Linked DNA regions of Homo sapiens: region 2 is linked to region 1. A link is a loop called in an ENCODE intact Hi-C map of the cell type or tissue named here. Cell type or tissue: chondrocyte. All regions are shown on one strand.

What was found. Hi-C counts contacts between places; a loop is a spot of excess contacts. Peaks named below come from ENCODE experiments on the same cell type or tissue, not always from the same donor. Only the 100,000 strongest peaks of a DNase experiment are listed, where the experiment ranks them.
Region 2: a loop joins it to region 1, with 5 times the contacts of the local background. A loop is called at or near these places in 8 of 110 quality-filtered maps.

The regions. Positions count from the first base shown.
Region 1 is chr2:106,882,466-106,890,465 of GRCh38, forward strand. ST6GAL2 (ST6 beta-galactoside alpha-2,6-sialyltransferase 2) reads right to left here and starts at 3,702. Exons shown (of 6, transcript NM_001142351.2): 1 at 3,628-3,702. LOC124907864 (a long non-coding RNA gene) reads left to right here and starts at 4,068. Exons shown (of 2, transcript XR_007087169.1): 1 at 4,068-4,642. In chondrocyte, CTCF peaks have their summits at 394, 3,615, 4,821 and 5,021; DNase peaks (open chromatin) are centred at 3,876, 4,616 and 4,916.
Region 2 is chr2:106,633,456-106,641,455 of GRCh38, forward strand. No RefSeq gene overlaps it. Among named protein-coding and RNA genes, the nearest start is that of CD8B2, 150 kb to the left of the region's middle. In chondrocyte, a CTCF peak has its summit at 4,785 (motif pointing right); no DNase peak of the experiment used is centred here.

The DNA.
Region 1 (8,000 bases):
GGCAGGATGTAGTACATCATAAGTGCAAATTAGTTACTATTATTATTCTTTGAATTACTACCATCTCCTGAGGCTGCACAGGAATTAGCTTTTAAGTATGCCACAACTTACAATTATCAGTTTTGTGGAATCTCACACCAGAAGACATGTGGGAAAGGATTTAATATAAGCCTTCCTTTTCCAGCCTTGGAAACTGAGCTCTGATAAGGCTGTCTTTCTCCAGTGCTGGTCGCTGCAGAAGCACTGGCCAATAGCTTTCCTTTGCTCTCTAAGAAAGTCCAGTGCAAAACTACAAACCTAGCCTTCACATGCTTCTAGCTTTGTAAAGCCACTGCATGCCTTCAATTTGGACTTCTTCCCTAGACAAGACCACAGAGGGCAGCAGAAGCCAGGATGGCACAGAACAGTTCCGTCCAGATAGAAGTCCTCCGCAGTGGGCAGCATGCCTCTGATGTCATTTCCATACACAGAACAATTCTCCCAACCAACCAGTAGGCCCTGGGTACTGTGGGATAATCAGGAACCTGCAGGTGGCAAAGTGAAGATAATAGTCACAACTGCTGGGACCCTGCTTTCACCAGGGCTAGGACCAATGCTGGAGCTGGACCAGATCACCAACTCCTGCAAAGCCTTAGGACTGCCCAGGTCATACTTCATCCCCTTTAAATGTATTTCACCTGTGGACTAGGTAGATGCCAAGTATTTTGAATTGCAACTGTTCCCCTATCAATTCAATGGGAGGGGTGGGAGGTGGCTGGGACCAAGCAAGGGTAAATTTCAAATTTTGTAAGGGGCATAATAAATCCGTGTTTCTCTAACACTGATATCTTCGCATTGTGTACTTAATAACATTTAGAAAGAAATTTCTCAAAAGTTGGAAGGAGAGCTTTCGGAAAAATGGTAGGTATATTAAACTGAAAATGTGGTAATCCACTAACAGTGGCTGGTCATCTACAGCCCATTCAGTGTTTGGCATTGATATCAAAAATTGGTGTAAGAACATTGAAAATTTCTGTGCAAATATGCATCTGTGTTTCCCTTCCACTTTCCAAAATTAGTATATAATTATATGCAATTGTTACTTTTATAGTCATTTGGGAATTTCATCCCATTTTTTTTAAGGGATGAGATTTCAGATTTCAATGCTTAGAAAATCAAAGCTTAACATACACCTGCCATGAGGGTACTATCTGATTCCCTTAGACATTTATGCATGCTGAATTAAGTACTTAATTTAATTTAAGCAATTAAATTTTAAGATCATATTACAGAAAATCCAGGAAAAGAAAAAACTCAATCAATCAGGAATAACACAATACATTTAAAGAGCAAATGCATTAACAAAGACTGTCCTTATTATCATGCATAAGATATTTTTATTCAAAGTCTCACCCATGAGGTAGCAATCTGCAAACTAATTAAGAGCTTCCCAGAGGACAAATATCTCCAAGTTTTTGGAAAGGAACCTATCATTTATTTACCTAAGAAGGAGTGGCAGAAGCCTAGAAATCAGTTTGTCTTTCAGAAAAGATTTAATCATTTGAGAAATGCTTGGATAAATTCTAAACCTGGAGGGTAAAATTTCAGTCAGTATCAGTATAAGCAATAGACCAGAGCCTCACACACTGAAATCATCTCAGAAAGAAGAGAAACTCGGGGGTGGGGGGGTGGAACCTCCAGAAACAAGCACGTACAGGAATTTTTTCAGCAGTCCCTTCGCTATTTAATCTTTGCTGGCTGGATTGGCCACAACTCCCTAGACTCAACTTATGTCTTCACCCCACAGAGTAAACCTTTTCCCTCTTAATTATCCTCATCAGAAACTCAACACAGATAACTGCCCTCTTCTGCATAATAAATCATTCACATATTTTCAAATGTTAAATTGTCTCAACTTTGAATCCTCTAGTCTAAAAATCCTGAATTTTGTATCCTTGCTTCCTAGATCCTGTGCACCACATAGCAAACTCACCAAATGTTGGTCCTTGCTCTGACCTCACTCTTTCCAGGAGTATCCATCCAAAGCCTCTCTAAACTGTGGAGCTCAGTACTCCATATAAAGCAGTGACTCCTATCACAATCTCTACAAGACATTTAACTCAAAACTCCAGAAGCTTTCACAGCACCAAGCAAAAATGTAAGATGCTACCATTTGTATCTATTGCGGCAAAAATTGGATAGAGTGCCTTTTTAACTTTGCAGTAAAATTCAAGGCACTTCACCTATTATTTTAGACTTTCATCAGTTTTGAGCACAATATCCATTCACCTTTGCCAACAGTTTCTTTTAATGCATTAGTACAAAATTCCTCAAGTGGTATATAAAAATTTTGGTTGTCAGTTCCAGAAAAATAATGGGGGAAGGAGAGTGGGTAAAAACAGGTTCAAGGCCACACATCAGTTTTCCTTTTAAAAAAAGTTTTAACCCTAAATTTGCAGCGCATATATATATATATATATATATATATATACATACACACACACACATATATACATATGTGTATGTATATACATATACATCATATATATATAGCACTTCACTTTATTGGAATTCTTCCTTGGTCATAAATTATATTTCAAGTTGGCAAAAAATGTTGATCAGAATTTCAAAAAAGGGAAGCATCAAAGTAACCAGCATGGGGTTTTTCAAGTGTGCAGAAAGTTCTCTAAATACAAAATGTGCTTCCAGCCCACCAAAGACCCCCCTCACCCAAGCAGGCAGTCCTCGGCGAGGAGGGTCAGCATGCCCCTTTATGGTCAGAACGGCAGTGGTGCAAAAGACAATGATTTCAACCAAATATGGTTTGCCTCTCGCCAAATTTTTCGCATGTCCAATAAAAATAAGTTCACAAAAATCCAGCCAAGCATTACTTTCCCCCCAAAAGTGCTTCTCAGATTACAAAACAGCTTTGAAAGTTCAGCCTGACAAAACAAATATGGTACTAGGAGGAGAGACCTGGAAGGCAATCACAAAAAGTCTCATTTAAATTCCTGGAAAGCACAGCTTCTCCAAACACAGCTATTCAGCTCTTTGGAAGGCAGCACTTGCGGGAGCCATTGAGTTTAACTTCACTCAGTCCCCCAACACAGAACCGGCAAATCCGAATGAGATGGACGTCACACTCCCTACTCAAAAGAATGCATCAAATATCCACTCCGTAACACCGCGGAAAGTAAACCCAAAAGCGGAGTTTGCCGCCTGCCAACTACATAAGAATTAACACTCGGGTATTTAGGATTCTAAAGATCCCTACTACCCCAAACATTATAGCCACAGAGAACCAGAAATGAACAGAACACACTTTAACCTTTAAGAAGTGCAGTTTTGTACGGGGGTTGGCTGAAGAAAGACAAAAATCTTCACTCCCTTCCAGAGCCAAAAGAGCCAAAATAAAAGATCACCTTTACTGAGCCACAGGGGCACAACTGTATCCGCCCGTCCCCAAAGCGCAAGCCGTCCTCCCGTTCGCTTCTCCAGAATTTCCTGCTTTTCCCCAAACCACCTTCAACATTCCCCACACACGGGTCTCGCTCCTAAACACGGAGTGTAACTCCGCGCACAGCAGCGCGGAGGCTGCAGCGCCACCAAGAAAGGCGTCGCCAACCCTTACCCAGTGCCCTCCCTTACCAGCCTTCTTCCCACGCCGCGCCTCGAAGCGCACGACACCGTGGTGCTCGGTGCTCCCCCTGGCAGCGCGGCACTGGAGTCCAAGGCGTGCGTGTCACATTTTATTCCCCGGCAGCCGCTCGGGTGCGCGCGCTACGCGCTCCCACACTCACGCTGGCGCCCGCTAGAGCTGGGACCCTGGCCGGGGTCCCCGACTCACGCCGCGGAACTTGGGGGCTGCAGAAGGCGAGTGCGCGGCGGGAGTCGTCCTGCCGCAGGCTCGAGTCCTCCTCCTGCCACCGTGGGGTCTCGGAGCTGCCCCGCGCTCCCGTCCCAGGCGGCCTGCGGGATCACCTCTCCGGGGCCAGCGCTGCTCCGCGCCGGCGGCAGCTGCAAGCGCGGGCGGCGGGGCACAGCGGGTGGCTCGGCCTCAAAGCCGGCGGGAGGCTACGCTCAGCCCCGCGCTGCACGCCTCATTGTTTCGGGCAGCGCGGCGGCGGCTCCCGCGGCCAGAGGAACCGCGGCCCCGAGCCCCGGGGAGAGGCGGCGGTTCCCGGCCCACGCACCGAGGCTGCGCCGCGCCCCGCCCCCGAGCTCCGCTCGCCCCAGAGCCCCCTCCCTCTCCGCGATCCCTTTCATCCTTCCCGCTCCAGGCTCACCTAGCTGGCGGGAGCCGGGCACTGGGAAGTTGGGCTGCCCCCTCCCCGCGCCCCCGGCCCGGCAGCTCGGCCCGCCGGCGAGCGCAGGCGGGGCGCTCCCTGGCTGCGCGCGGATTTCTGCTTGTCGCGGAGAGTGACTGCAGACTTGGGCTGCGTGGGGCGGTGCGGGGCAGCACGGCTGCCTAAAAAGGCGTGTTTCTCCCCGGCCGCCGCCTCCATCCAGCCCTAGTTCTTCCGAAGGTTACCTGCACAGTACCCGCCTGGCACCGCGCCTGGACACCTCCGGGGCACTCGGGTCCCGGGCGGCGGCAGGAATGCAGGAATGCGCACAGGCTGTGGGCGGCCAGGAGGGAGTCCCGGCGCCTGCCCCGGCGGAAGTGAGTCTTTGTGTACCCTGTCCAACACCTCCCCCCGCCAGCGCGGAAGGCCGGGCTACCTGCGCGCCTGGCAGCGCCTGGCAGCCGGCTGGGTGGGGCGCAGGGGAGCGCAGCATCCTCCCCGGCTCGCTAGCTCCCTTTGTTCATCTCGCTCAACCAGGCTCCGCACTGCCGCCTGGCCCTCGCTCCCAGAGCTTCTCTAAGGATATGGGATGGACTTGGGAGCGGGCCACCTTTCATTTGGGAAGGGTAGCTCGCCAAGTCCGGTGACGGTGCTCCCTGGAGACCCCCACCTGCCCGCCCCTCCACACTGCCGGTCCCCAACCCCAAGAGGGACGGAAAGTTCTTGGGGTAGAAGCCGGCGGGACAAGTGGTTGAAGCAGCCTCCGGAGCCAGTGGGCGGCTGCGAGCTGGGCAGCTGGAGCCTGCGGGCGGGGCCGCGGGGAGGTGCCCATCGAGTGTCGGTCTGGTCGCGTGCGGAATGTCCACTTGTCACCGCGGCCCTTGCGTTTTCTCGAGACGGCGGCAGCTGGTCCTAGGACCCCAAACCGCGCCGCCCTTTGTTTGCTGGTAAATACTCTCCTGTGAACTTCAGCGTGTCTCTCCGCGCGCACTCCTGGCATTGGGTGCCCCACCCCGCTGGTTCTCTCGCGGACCCAAAGAGCTGTTCAGGTGTAGGGGAATCCCAGGTAGATGGATAATATTGCTAAGGTTGGGCCCATCTCAGGGGGACTGGTTAGTCACCCCTCACCCCACCCCACACCCTCAGTCGCTAGAAGGACACACGTTTTGGAGACAGAGATCTGCCATTAAATGTATTATTTAAAAATCCGCAAATACTTTTATTCAAGTAATTTAGACTTTTTTTTTAGGGGGGAAAAAGCAATTAACTGGCTACCCAATTCATTCAGCATTCATTAGTGCCTACCTTAGCCTGGAACTCTGAGCTAGACAGTGGGCGCCCAGAACTCCCTCAAAGAGTTTACAGAAATGTAAAACAGCACGGGAATTAAACTAAAATCGAGTGGGTATAATGCACTGTGTTCAAACAAAAGTGTGGGCCGAAAACGCTTACTCAGTATTTCCCCAATTGTATTAATTATGTCTGACACATGGAATTCTGCGGAACTGCCTGAATGAACAATGTGTTACACAGATATTTTTTAAAAAAAGAAAAATTATGGCCGGGCGCGGTGGCTCACGCCTGTAATCCCAGCACTTTGGGAGGCCGAGGCGGGTGGATCATGAGGTCAGGAGATCGAGACCATCCTGGCTAACAAGGTGAAACCCCGTCTCTACTAAAAATACAAAAAATTAGCCGGGCGCGGTGGCAGGCGCCTGTAGTCCCAGCTACTCGGGAGGCTGAGGCAGGAGAATGGCGTGAACCCGGGAAGCGGAGCTTGCAGTGAGCCGAGATTGCGCCACTGCAGTCCGCAGTCCGGCCTGGGCGACAGAGCGAGACTCCGTCTCAAAAAAAAAAAAAAAAAAAAAAAAAAAAAAAAGAAAAATTATATTTTATAAATGTGAAATACATACAGTGTGGTTAAAAGTGACCAAAACAAAACAGAAACAAACAACCTGATAGAGACCCATAGCTGGTGGGGATAGAGAAAGGAAATACTGCAGAAAGACTCACCTTCTTAATAGTAGAGGGGCGCAGAGGGGGTTGCAAAGTCTGTGGGCTTCTGTTTCTCTTCTGTATAATGGATGTAATAGTACCTACCTTCAGCCTGGCGCGGTGGCTCACACCTGTAATCCCAGTACTTTGGGAGGCCGAGGCGGGCGGATCACGAGGTCAGGAGTTCGAGACCAGCCTGGCCATAATGTTGAAACCTGTCTCTACTAAAAATACAAAAATGAACCGGGCGTGGTGGCAAGCGCCAGTAGTCCCAGCTACTCGAGAGGCTGAGGCAGGAGAATCGCTTGAACCTGGGAGGCGGAGGTTGCAGTGAGCCAAGCTGGTGCCACTGCACTCCAGCCTGGGTGACAGAGAGAGACTCCCTCTCAAAAAAAAAAAAAAAAAAAAAATTATATAGTATCTATCTTCAAGGTTTGTTGTAAGTAGAGAGCATGTGTTAAAAGCATCTCCCCCAGTGCCTGACATGTTATACCTAATAAATTGTAGTAATTAATAAATGACAGTGGCCATTATTAAAACACTTTACCTTGAAACAGAAAAAATTGTACACTTTTTATAGTGTATATATATCTTATACACTTACTATCCTTTCTGCGTAAATACTGCCAAAGTTGATATCTTAAAGAAATTTTAATGAGTTAAATAAAAGTGTCCAAATAACAGTCAACTTTATAGAAGTAGAAAAACTACCATCTTAAGGCAAATATGCAAATTACTGTTGTAAAACTTTAAGTGGATTGAGTTCATTACTTATGATCAAGGTAGTAAATACACAGTCACTAAACCGACTTAAATCTATTGCTTCCCAAAGGAACCACAAAGCCAGTTTATATACAGGAAGCTATATGCTGATGATTGCTTCTGTCAAAGTGTAATGGTAAATAAAATATTTTGGCACCCTTTAGTTTAATTACTCAGAGACACAAGGAGCAGATTATTTAATTATTTTATTGGTCTGTAGATTCATGAGGAATTCCTGAGTACCTCTGGCACTATAATATTATTTTCCTTACAAAATCATCAATAACAACAAAGCACAATAAACTTATTCCTACAGATAGGCAGCATTCAGAAATCCACTTGCTGTTATCCATTTGCTCATAATAATATGAATTTCCTTTCTTTCTTTTTTTAAATTCAGGGTTCCTCAATTCTCCTTTTCTCACCCTGTGTTAACTAACCAGCTGAGCTTTCACAGGGACAATTCCTTCCTGTTTCAGGAACTTGAAGCACATCATGAACAATCAACCAAATCAGGAAGCTCAGTTACTCAGCTGAGAAGCATTCAGGTGGGACAGGGATGAAGAATAAATATCTTCTAACTCCACCATTGGTGAATCTGGGCTATTTTATTTCTCTTACCTATTGTTCATATAAATATATTTTTCTCCCATTCATTATGCCACTCAAATTTCACAATAAAACTATAGATTATTTTACAGATGGGAAAACTCACCGATAGAAACTTTCAGGACCACTTTCTCTAAACAAGTTGCCTTCGTTTTCTGATTTACCTGAGATTTTCCATCTGTAGCATTGCAAAAACACATTGATTTCTTCCCTTGCTTGAGAAATTAGTACCTCAGAAAGGAAAATCTATATCTGGGCTCCTCCTATTTAATCAGTGAAACGAATTTTCATGTGGCCGATCAGTATTTAAAAAAAAAAGAATTTCAGATTCTTGCTTTTTGGAACCCATTATCCACTGACAAGATCAGG
Region 2 (8,000 bases), 250 kb before region 1:
TGCTTTGGGAAGGTTGATCCCATAGATCTCATTGAAGACATGAACCTTGCCTTCAAGGCTTCAAAGGCTGGTTTGGATATAAATCATTCACACAGGAAAACATAGCAACACAAGATGGTAAGTAAGTTCCAGGTGAATGACACGGAGAGGGAAGCCCCTATAAAGATTGTGGGTGATGAGATAATATAGGTGAGAGAGGAGGCATGGAAGAAGTGAGTTCTGGGATTGGTTTGATTCTGGCCTTGACTGTGGCTTTAGGCAAACAGAATATTATTTGTTTACATTTAAGATGAATTTCTAGGGGAAGCCCATGCAAAATAGAGTGTAAATATCATATAATGCTGCCTTTTCCTACATAATGTAACACTATGCTTTTTGGGAAAAAAATGATTTGTTTCTGTATCTAATTCCCCTAGCTAGGCCAGGGATAGCCAGCCCTCTTGAAGACATTAAAAGCCAGTAAAACCTAGTTAAAAGGTGTGCATCACACTGATTCTTGAAGGTAATATTTGAGTGAGCCGACTGAACTGACTGAATAGCAGTCAGACATTCTATTAAGGTGTTGGGGTGGAGAGAAGGTGAGGGTGCATTTTATTTCTTGCACCTAAGAAGATATGGTCAAACATCTCTGGAAAGGTATGTGTGGGTTTTCATGAAAAAATGTGGTATTTAGTAGAATGCTATAGTTACAATATTATTTTCTTGGTGAAAGAATAAAAACAATACAAGTAAAAAGTATGTAAATATGTCCCAGAAGAATGGGGTGGAGCTGTGGATGCCCGGTGGATCTTGACCACATATTTCATTGGCCTTGACTTGGCTTAGGAACTTCTTTACATGGCCCAAGGTGCTCTATGAAGCTAATTGTTCATCAGTTATTACACAACTATGAGTTGCCTCTGTGTGTAAATATACACATATCTGTTACCTAACCAGAATTTTGGTGGAGTGCATTTCAGATTTTCACTTTGACCTCTCCTACTCCTGAAGAGAAATGTCTCTTTTCTGCTCAATTATAATTTTAATCCAGATTCTTCCTCCCCTTCCTCTTCTTTTTCTGTCTTCCCCCTTCTTTAAATTTCTCCCCTTCTTCCTCCTCCCTCATCTTCCTTTTCTTTGTCTTGGGTTCTCATATGGAATCGTAATATCTCACTCAGATGAGTAATTTCTTATATCAGGGACTACGTCCTCATTCCAAAGGACTCTCCTACCCATCATCACGTGTCTCCCTTCCCTCTTGCAGTCTGTTCTTTAGCATGTCAATCTCACTACATGTTATGGGTTGAGTTGTGTCCCACCAATATTCATATGTTGAAGTCCTAGTCCCTTATATCTCAGGATGGAAGTTTATTTGGAAACAGAGTCATTGCAGATGTAATCAGTTAAGATGAGGACAAACTGGATAGGGTGGGCCCTAATCCAATATCACCAGCATCCTTATAGAAACAGGAAATTTGGACACAGACCACACACAGGGAGGAAGGCAGAGATTGAAGTGATGCATCTACAAGCCCAGAAATGCCAAAGATTGCCAGCAAACCACCAAGAGCTAGTAAAGAGATAATGGAACAGTGTCTTCCTCACAGCCCTCAGAAGGAACCAACCCGGCTGACACCTTGATCTCAGACATCTTGCCTTCGGAACTGAGCTAATAAATCTTTCTTGTTTAAGTCATTCACTCTGTGGTACTTTGTTATGGAAGCGCTAGCAAACTAGTACACACTTTTACAAGTGTTCTTAACGTATGTATACATTTAATCCCCTCTTTTATTTCAGAAGTGACTTGAGATGTTGGTATCAAAGAGATAGTAAATCTTAAAAAGAATTAACATTGGATTTATAGAGTGCAGTTGAAGAAAGACAAAGCAGGAATTCTGACAATAAACTCATATTTCCTCTCAGCATTTATTATGAATCAAATTAATTTGGAAGTAGAAAAAGGTGTATTGATATTTAAACCTGTGAAAAGACTCGTACCTTCACAGAGTTGTTGGCCAAAGTTCTGAGCTTAAGGTTAAACTGCAAGCTCCATGAGAGCAGTGACTCTGTTTTGTTTAACATAGTATTCTCAATACATAGTGCAATATCTGGCATATAGTAGGTACATAATACATTTTTATTGATTGCTTGTCTAGGGAAATAAATTTAATCATGTGGCAAAACAGAAATCGTGGGCAAAACAGAAGGCAGATGCCGTTGCTCAAGTGAGAAAAATATTAAACTGACTTCGTTAGGTCTGAAGAGATGTATTATCAGTTTCTACCTGTCCAATTGGGGGATCATTTACTAAACATTCCTCAGATGTGTAGCTCAATGTAGACTCCACAGAGAGTGCAAAGAAATAATGTTTCATACTCTTTGGCTTCAAGGGGTTTATGATCCAGTTGGGGAAATTAGACATTGAATGGAGATAAGCAGCAATAATACAATAAAATGCTCAGACCTATCTCACTGATGATAATGCTGTGGGAGGTCCCAGGAAGAGGCATGGGTGTGGCCATAGAGATTCACACAGAATGTAGAATGAAGTCTCTCTGAGGCAGTGTCTTTCAGCTGTGCATCCCCAGGGTACCAAAGAGCTTGGTCTTCAAAAAGAGTTTGTTGAATAAACAAATGGGAAAATGTGAGGTTGGCCTAGAGAGTTAGGTTTAGGGTGGGGGTGGAGAAGTATTCCATGTGGTCAGGATTGGCTTCATGGGCATGTCACCCCTAGAGTTGCATGGGGCCCTATTCTCAGAAGGGCCTGACACTTGACTGATGTGCTGCTGCTATATGTTGAAATTCTTAATGACTTTTGGACAAGGGGACTCACATTTTTATTTTGCACTGGGCCCTACCAATTGTGTAGCTGGCCCTGCATATGCTTAAATAGCACTAAAGTGTTTGCTTCACGGATGCAATCTGCTGCAGTGGCACAATGTTTTTAATATAATTTTGAATTCTGCCTGGAAAGGACCTAAGCCAACCTGGTCATTGACAATTCTTAATCCCTTCTTTCTGGACTGTATAGTCGTCACGAAGAAGTTTGGGCTGGGTAAGGAGAGTTAGTTTCTCCCTTAAAGCTTCATACTCGCTTTACTACCAAGCGTTAACAAGAGCAAACCTCAGAAAAAATCAGTCTCTCATACCTGCATTAACTGAACAACCACATGGCCTGTCTTACAGGCTCAATGAAGCCTGTGGATTCCGTCTTTTTGGAGCTCAGGCCACCACTTGCAGGAAGGATTTGTCCACAACTCTAGGTTAGCACAACAACATTACAGAGCAGGATTCTCCAGCCTTATAGCTGGCATCAGGGAACTGATGGCTGAACAAGGGTTCCTTAGGGACAAAGTGGATGTAACAGATACAAGTCTCTCTGGATATACTCCATGGATGCAAAGACAGGCAGCGCCTAGTTTATTTCAGTCAATCCACATATCTTGAGTACATTTATCTTTCCCAATGACAGCCTATTTCTAACTTCCATCATGCTATGACAGGTCACTGTCTTCTCCGATGAAAACCTCTCCCTGATACTCAGTAGGATCATTAGAAAAGATTCAAGTGGGCCGGGCATGGTGGCTCATGCCTGTAATCCTAGCACTTCGGGAGGCTGAGGTGGGTGGGTCACGAGGTCAGGAGTTTGAGACCAGCCTGGCCAACATGGTGAAACCCTGTCTCTACTAAAAATACAAAAATTAGCTGGGCATGGTGGCATGCGCCTGTAGTCCCAGCTACTTGGGAGGCTGAGGCAGGAGAATTGCTTGAACCTGGGTGGTGGGGGTTGCAGTGAGCTGAGATTGTGTCACTGCACTCCAGCCTGGGCAGCATAGTGAGACTCTGTCTCAAAAAAAAAAAAAAAAAGTTTCAAGTGTTGGCTGTGATGTGAATAACAGGAGTTCTTATAGCAGCCACTGTGCTGCCAATCAGGAAACTGGTGGGTTGTCCTGGATCTACACATTTTTATCTTCAGCAACTTGTTAGCTTGAGTGAACACACCTAATATTACACTAACTGTATTGAAGTAGTTAAAAGTAAATGGCAAACACTGTGACAAATGCTTTAGGTAGGTCACATCAGTTAAACAGAGTCCCTGTCACTCCCTAATGTCTTGAACCCATGGCTTCTGCCACGTATGCCCCTGTTCGTCTTCTGCAGTTTTTTGAATCTATGAAGTATGAAGGTTGAGGGTATGGGCGTTGGAAGCTAGGTGATGGAATTTACAGTTGACTCCGCAAGACATTGGTCAGCCATGATAAAAATGGCATGTAGGGGAGCACATGAAAGTTCTTTAAACAGGCACTCTTGAGACGGCTTCGGGTCCCAATTCTGCCATTCCCTGGAGGTATGGATTGGTTGCTACTTCATCTCTCTGGGGCTCAGCAGCCTCCTCTATAAAAAGCATAAACTGGATGAGTGCTTTTTAAAGATTTTTGTAATTCCCAACTGCATAATTTTGTATTCTACCTGGTGGTCATAGGCAGGATGAACTATTTGTGGAAGGAATATAAGTAGAAATTGAAGTTGGGAAAGAATAAGTACATTTTAAAATTTGCAGACATATCTGTAAACATTCCATACATAGTATGGAACGACTTAAATTTATCAGTTTATTAAATCCTACCTACACCTTTATGCTATAGGCACTATGGGACAAAGTTGCTATGTGGTGAAATTTTTCCTATTTATGCACTGATGTATTCACTGTACTCTGGTTAGTGTAGGATTAAAGGTGAAATTTCTTCTACTGGCATCTTTCTAATAATGATTTCATACTTTGTATGCAGAGCACTAGGTGGCAATGTTGCATCTTTTTAAAATCAGTTTTCCTTTTAGAAGAGAGAAATGATGGGTGAGATACTACTTAAAATAATTATTACGTTTTAAATTGTAGCTTATTTTGGAATCATATTTCCTAGGATTTGTTCATTGTTGGAAATGTGACAGGAAATCTTAATCCCTAAGTTCAGAGAAATTGGATTATTTTTGTTGTTAGAGGTAAATATCCCAATAGCTACGTAAAATAAAATCTCTCTTATGGTAATAAGGGAATTTGAATTTCTCCTTTAAAGGGAATTTAGAATCTACCCTGAAAATATTTAGAGAATGGACAGATTTTTTTATTCTCCACAGAAGAGAGTGCAGAAGCCAGCATTAATCTTTTTAAAGTATATCTGTTTTCAGAGAAAAAAAAAAAAGTCTATTCTAAAAAGCAAAGGTCATTTTGGGTCATTATAATCATATACTTTTGGGAGAAAAGAGAAGTTAATCTCACAGAGAGATAACTCTTTGCAAAAAGGCAAATTGCCCAATGCATGGTTTTCTCAAGTGAAGGTGAACTCTTGAAAGAAAGGGAAGTAAGTACACAAGACCAAGGATTTAGAGAGTGTGTGTTATCTCCTGGATGACAGTGAAAGTATAGATTCATCTCTTTCACAGCTACTGGCTCTAGAAACTATCAATTTAGAGGAAAGATTGTTTGTATGTTCAATTATCTGAGATTGGTTTTCTCCAAATACTGTTATATTGACAATGGACAAGTGGTGGCAGGAGGAAGAATGAATAATATGGTGCTAGTCTTATTTACTCTGCCTGTCATTAATGTCACAAATCCTCACTTACTGATAAAACACACACCCAGCCAGTGTCTCAGAGAGCCGCAGAAGGTGGTTTAATATCACAGTTGGGCCAGCAACTCTGGAGCTGAACTGTTTGGCTTATCCTAGCTCCGTAGCTAGGGAGTCAATGTTTCAGGGTCTTGACTTTCTCATCTGTAAAATTTAAAAATTGTGCCTTCTGTCTCTTGGAATTGTGAAGACTCAATAAGTGACAGCTTTAAAAAAAAATCAAGCACAGTGCTTGAAACATAGTAGCTTTTCCCATAGTCTTCCCTTTGTACTGAAGGTTGACCAAAACAACCCTACCATCATCCAACCTGAATTACTGGCCAAAGTAAGATTTATAACTATTTATTTTAATTTAATGTATGTATATATTTTCTACTCATAGCCATTTTCATAGCAAATTCATAAGTTGTTCCACATTCAAAATAAGTCACTGCCCTTTTAAAAAAAAACCCATGAACTGTTCCCCGACAAATAAAAAGCAAAAACAAATAAAAACCCTCATCTATAAAACAATGGCCTCAACAAGTGACTTGATCTTGTGATCAACAGTTTTAAAACTGCCCTCACTTAGAGGTTTAGAAATTCTTAAGACAAATAAATATGGATATGGAAGTTTGGTTTTGATTTGATTTCCTAACCTTATTTAATTTTTAGATTTTTAAAGTTTTTGGATAATTTTCGTTTGTCTAATTCAACAGGCAAAAATAGAAGTGACGCTAGCATGCCCTATGATAAACATTCTTCTATAAGTTGTTGAAATGATTAAACTTTATTGTCATATATATTAGAATACATGTTATATAATACATATATCATGTTACAGATATTATACATATAATATATATAGTCCACTAAATTGATGTTTCTTGGAACTAGTATCTGTGGAAGAGATAAATCTGTGTTCTTCACTGCTAAACAGGAGAAAACATCCACTCTCTCTAAATCATTGGTCTCATCCCTTCTCTTCCTTTCAACGATTCACCTTCACTTGAGAAAACAACGCCCTAGGTAATTTTCCTTGTATGCAAAAATGTCTCTTAGATAGAATAACGTCTTTCTTCTCCCCAAAGTATACGCTTTGAAATAATGAAACCTTGAGTTGAGAAGGTTCTTTCTTGTGAGTGTGACAAGAAGCAGCACAATCTTCCCAAGCAGGCGAATGGGAAGATGAGATCCCTTGTTATGGAAGGATCTCTGGGGACGGTAACCAAGGTGAATGATGATGATGATGATGAAAGCTGAAAGCCAACTGCTCTCCTAGAAGTCCTTCCAAGTAAAGGCCTTATTGACCACCCAGCACGTGCTAGCCATGGGATCCCATCAGTGTTCCTGGGTCGGAGCAGTGGTTCTCAGCTTTGTCCCCTGCCCCACTCGGGACATCTGACAACACCTGGAAACATTTTTTGATTGTCACACCTGGGAGAAGGGCTACCACTGACATCCAGTGGGGAGAGTCCAGGTATGCCACTAAACATCCTACAACACACGAAAGCCCCTGCCACAAATAACTATTCAGTCCAAAATGTCAACAGGGCTGTGGCTGAGAAAATCTGGCTTAGAAAGAGCTTCCTTGTTATGGGATCCAGAGCCCTCTTGTATAGGTTAAAATTGTTAGGTGAGAATAGGATGTCTGGGCCGCAGGTTAGCACTGAGAAAGCCCTGCAGTAGAAAGATACAGAGTTTTTACCCTTTGCTTTTTTGTATCATTATGTCCAGAGAAAAGAAAGCTATGCGTGGGCTATTGTAGAGGACTTCAATGATCTTTCTAAGGAAATTACACAAACTAAAGATTGTATACTACTATTACCTAATTACTTGAACACAATATGGGTTGTCATTCTGGATGAGCCTGTTAGAAATAATCAGTGTTTTACTGGCATGTAAAACAAGACGGAAGTGAATTTGAGGACTAATATTCAATTGAGGCTATGCTACACAGCAGGTACTAGGGATACGCTGGTGGGCAAAAAGTTGCACTCTTCATGGAGCCGACAGACCTAGGGCAAAGACAATTGCAAATCAAATGATAACTTAAATCAATGTAAAATTAGTGTGTGGGGAATGGGTTGGGGGAGATAATTGTATTGTTCTTATTATATAAGTGATATCAATGTCCCTCCCCAACAGGGTTTGTTCAGATGGACACAAGGCCTTCTTCATAATATCCTGGGGTACAAGGTGGGCTGCTTAACCATGTTGATGTATGGAACCAGGGTGAGAATTCTAAAGGAGGGTCCTGAAGGTACAGCAAGGACTCAGTTGAGGCAAGTGGTTCAAAACCAAAAATATGGCCATAGGTCAAGATAGCAGGCATAAGCCAAGATGGACACTAAGGTTCTGAGAAGTTCAGTGATGGAGAAACACACAGAGGGGAAGGAAGGAGAGCCTGGA